Regions from separate parts of the Homo sapiens genome. Here region 1 is linked to region 2. The links are chromatin loops, found by intact Hi-C in ENCODE. Cell type or tissue: PC-3. All regions are shown on one strand.

Region 1 (2,500 bases), 170 kb after region 2:
TTACTATTCTCTGTCTAAAATTAGCATCTCTCTTACTTTTCCTCTTTAGTCCCCTGTACACGACATGCTGTGGAGGAGCTAAGAAAGTTTTGTGCAATTCAAGGAGTAAGCTGGGTTGCAACTATAACAAAAAGCTTGCCAAGGTTGGGAGCCAAACTGGCAAGGTTTTCTGTTGTGTCAGCGTTTAAGTATTATTGCAATGTTATCGTATCACTGAAGAAAGGGGAACATAGAAACAGCAGAGCCAAATGCTAAGGAACATTTGAAGGAAAGCGTGTACCTAGCTTCAATAGAGAGTTTGACTGTATTAGACGGGGCTTAACTTTAATAGGAACCAGTCAATTCAACTTTAATTTGATCATATGAAATAGTGTTTTTAAAAATTTATTCCAGCAGATCTTGATTCCAGCAGTCTTTCCAAATCAGATGATGGTGAAGAATAATAAAGAATATAGGTCTGAAAACCGGCAACATCAGATCAAGACTTGCTTGCATTATAAGCAAATTTCCACTGGCCAGAGCAGGGAGAATAATTTTCTCCTGGAGGGAAATTTGAGAGCAATAAATTTGAGGATTTTCCCCCTTTCATGATGTTATTCACATGTCCAGGTAAAAGTCAATTAAAATTTGGAACATTTGTCATAAGAAACCACAATAGAACTCATGATTTGAGCAACAATTAAACCAAAATCGTAAGAGTCAATTGAGAAAAACACACAAATGAGAGCACCAGCTAGAAGCAAAATGAGTTAAATCCAAGCCATAACCTGTTATTAACATAAAAATGTTTATTGAGGGGGGAACAAGTGTAGCAACATTTTGATCATCCCTTGCAAGATATTATGAATGTCAGGCTGCACTAGATTAGAAGCTTTTATTTCTATTTTTATTTTTTAGCACTACGTAAAAAGCAGAAGAAACACACAGAAAAAAAAGAGCTCTTCCTGAGATAACTTTTCTCACCACCATTGATCATTTCTGTTCTTCTTTTCAGGTCAGGCATGGAAGTACTCATGTTTGGCTCAGAGGTTGTTAAAATTGAAGTGGTTAATTTAAGAGCTTTGCTCAGGTTCACTATTTGCCTCACTTGATTTCTAATTGCTTGTAGTTAGAAGGAGTCAAATATATTCTCACCTAGTGATCAGTTTTGGTTTTCAAGTGACACTCTGCATGTGGAGCTCAGAAAAACCAAACACCTACAGGAATGTGTTGAAGAAACCAGATAGCAAGGCCGCCAAGTGACTCAGACTCTGCTTCCATTCCCTAGGGTTTATCAACTTTGTTAATGGGGCATATGTGCTGAGAATTATATAACATTAAACATGGGGAACATTTCCTGGAAAAAATTTCCATTCTTCCTCAAAGCCAATGCATTGAGAGGTCTAGTGTCCAGGTAAAACACCACCCTCTAGTGTACATCTCTAAATAATATTGCTGTGACTCCTCTGATGATAATGGTTATGACAGTTGAGAATATTAAAACAAGTATTACAATGAGGATCATCTTCTATTAATATGCAGAATGGAGCACATGCAAAGACTAAATGCATAATGAGTGATCAAAATAATTGTTGATTTTCACTCAAAATGAAGCAAATTGTTGACTAAATGAAATAATTCAACACTGACTTAAAAAAAGACAAAGCTCATTAGTTTTAGGAGTATTTATTGAGTATATAGTGTGGGATATATGTTGTTCTACGACTGAACAAAGACAATAGTCATTTACGCTGAAAAATGGAAGAAAACTATTCTAAGAGGCGAATGCAGGATACATGAGGGATCCCCACGACGCCTGTTTTTTGGAAAATAATATAAATTGCTGGGATCAAGGTGATATTTGATTACCTAAAGAACACTAAAATGTGATAACAGAAACATAAAAATGTTTCTTGGAAATCCTCAATGTAATTGCCAAATAAAGTGTAAATTCTCCTGTTCCATAAGGAGAAAAACTAATGGACACATGTCTAGATTAAAAGCTTTTTTTGATGTCATATAGCCAGATTCCAAGTGAATCAAAGGAGTAGATGGAACAGCTGAAAGTATTCTACACCTGGCACGAAGAGTGTTGAAAAATCCTATAAAGACATTTTTGTCATTGCTCCTTCTCTCTTTGTACAGAGCTCAAAGAAATTTAACTCTTTTGTCAAAAATATCTGCAGCTCCTTTCTACACTCATGAATCTCTCAGAAAAATTTTTTTTCTTAATCATTTCTGATCTAAACTGTTGGATGTAGAATTGGCCTCTGCATAAAAGTGTGAAGTATTTAAGTGGTAAAATTCTGCCCATAGAACACACAGTGTAACAAATTCATACATATTTTCTCAAATAATATTTTCAAAATGCATTACTGAAATTCCTTCTTTGGTATTTTCCAATGGAATCAGAAAAAGTTTAGGATTTCCATCTACCAAAAAAATCATTGCTCATCAATGTAATCTTTTAGCTATCAGCAAGTTATTTACACTTTTGCTATGAGCGAATCTTTTCTCATAT
Region 2 (2,500 bases):
GTGGAGGCTGCAGTGAACCAGGGTCACGCCGTCACACTCCAGCCTGGGTGACAGAGCAAGACTCCATCTCAAAATTAAACAAATAAATAAATTTGCATTTTTTGAACATCACACATTATTTTCTGTCAATTGGCATTTGGAGTCTGAGTTTATGGGTCTTGGTAATAACTTAGTCTGTTTTCTTGTAAACAGACTTACTTAATTCTCAAAAATAAGAAAAAAAATAAGCATAGTTCAATCTGACTTTCTATTTTTGTATTTTTAATTCTTATTTATTTATTTATTTATTTATTTTTGAGGCAGAGTCTTGCTCTGTCACCTGGGCTGGACTGCAGTGGCATGATCTCACTGCAACTGCTGCTTCTCAGGTTAAAGTGAGTCTCCTACCTCAACCTCAAGTTGCTGGGATTACAGGTGTGCACCACCACGCCCTACTAATTTTTCTATTTTTAGTAGAGACGGGGTTTTGCCATGTTGGCCAGACTGATCTCGAACTCTTGACCTCAGGTGATCCGCCAGCCTCGGCCTTCCAAAGTGCTGGGATTATAGATGTGAGGCACCGTGCCCAGCTTCAATCTGACTTTCTTATTTCAGTTTCTTGTATCACATTCTATGATCTCAAAGTGTTAGAGGAAAAGTTTCCAACAAATTTCTTAGTGGGGAAAAATGTCTAGAACTAACACACAAATTTGGACTTTATATCTCCCAAGTGCATTATCCAGAATTATGTTTTAGCTGAAAATCTAATCATATGTTAGTTAAATACATATATATACATATACATATACATATATACATATATAGTATATATATGTATGTGTATATATACATATATGTATACATAAAAAATCTGTTGCTTTCAATGATAATATTCATGCAGAAAAAATGTGATTTCTTATCATAAATAGTCTGTTTTCTCTCTTTATCCAAATAATTTATTAAAATTAGGATTTTTGAAGATCTGACATTGGTGAAGATGTATAATCATTTGACTAAATATTTTCAATTCCTGGACTGACAGCAATGTTGAAACTACATATTTTTAAATTCCTGTTGTTTATTTATTTGTGTTTTCTAAATAAAACAGGTGTTGGCAGAATACGATTAACAAAGAAACAAAGGTGATGGGATGGTGGAGGGCTCAATGACACTGCAGAAGACACTGGAACTGCCAGGAAGAAAACATAATCAGCAAAGGACCCAGTCTTTGCTTTAATATCATCAGTCGCTAGAGATCATGATCAACTGTGATGCAGGTGTGACTCATCGTGTTTTCATGGTGAACCATGGCTGACTCAGGCAAAGCACTGATGAAGACAAACACAGGGACAATTCTAAGATGTTATGCAATCATTCCTCATCTTATAAAAGAAATTTTTTAAATAAATAATATTTAGAAAAATCATCAAAACTTACGTTCAAATCACCTTTTAATAGACTACTTTATCCACTTAGATGTATCAACTTATGTCTTAAAATAGAAGATGAATTCATACTGGTTTCTTTGTACTCAGGTCTTCCATAACATTGTGGATATTTAGGTGTAGAAATGTTCACCTCATTCAAGTGCTATCGTAGTTTTAGGTGCTTGCACAGAAAGATTTTTTTCAGAGACTACATTATCTTCTTCTGGGAACAGGAAAATATTTTTCTTAGCCTGCTGTCCTCAGGCCATTGACTAACTTCCTCTGTCCAGGCTTTCAGGGATGGCCAGCACCATTTCTAATAGGTACACCACTGCCATTGGCAGTAGAAGAGCCATAACAGCAATGCATTCTCTGAGATGTTCCCTGCTCCTAGACACATCTATGAATGTCATCCAGTCCCATTTTGATACAGTTGTGCCAAGTTATATAACTGTATTAGCCTGCTTGGGCTTTCTTAACAACATACCACAGGCTAGGTGTTATAAACAACAAAAAATAATTTTCTTACTGTCTAGGCTCTAGAAAACCAAGATCAGCATACCAGCATTGTTGGGTTCTGGCAAAGGCTATCTTCCTGGCTGGCAAATGGCCATCTTTCTGGATGTATCTTCACGTGGCGGAGGGAGAGCAAGCTCTCTGGTATCTCTTCTTATAAGGGCTCTAATTTCATCATGAGCATTTCCCCCTTGAACTTCATGTAACCCTAATTACTTTCCAAAAGCCACCACCTCCAAATACTACGACATGGGAAGTTAGAGCTTCAACACATGGATTTTAGGGCGGACACAATTCAGTTGGTAGCAATTCTAATTTTCTGCTTAACAATAAGATTGTTAAATAACCTCATTACAATCAACTCCTTGCGAAGGAAAATAAGATTTATCGGTTTTTCTCAGGGTTTGTGCAAATTGTCTAAAGAAAATCCTGAGCATTTTAACATAAATGTATGTGTGTCTCCTAGAAGACAGCAATAACAGAGTTTTTGTGTAGAAGAGGGTAAATGAAAACAATTGGCTTGTAAATGGTAACTTGAAGACCATTCTGGAAAATTTTATCTGGTAAAAAAGATGATG

Evidence for each region. A loop is a pair of places that touch in the nucleus more often than their neighbours do. Peaks named below come from ENCODE experiments on the same cell type or tissue, not always from the same donor. Only the 100,000 strongest peaks of a DNase experiment are listed, where the experiment ranks them.
Region 1: a loop joins it to region 2, with 2.1 times the contacts of the local background. A loop is called at or near these places in 1 of 110 quality-filtered maps.

What each region holds. Positions count from the first base shown.
Region 1 is chr5:89,728,820-89,731,319 of GRCh38, forward strand. All of the region lies in intron 1 of LINC02161 (long intergenic non-protein coding RNA 2161), which reads left to right. Among named protein-coding and RNA genes, the nearest start is that of LINC02161, 150 kb to the left of the region's middle. In PC-3, CTCF peaks have their summits at 1,398 (motif pointing left) and 1,597; a DNase peak (open chromatin) is centred at 1,362.
Region 2 is chr5:89,555,124-89,557,623 of GRCh38, forward strand. No RefSeq gene overlaps it. Among named protein-coding and RNA genes, the nearest start is that of LINC02161, 25 kb to the right of the region's middle. In PC-3, no CTCF peak of the experiment used is centred here; a DNase peak (open chromatin) is centred at 1,278; H3K4me3 peaks cover 737 bases; H3K27ac peaks cover 1,492 bases.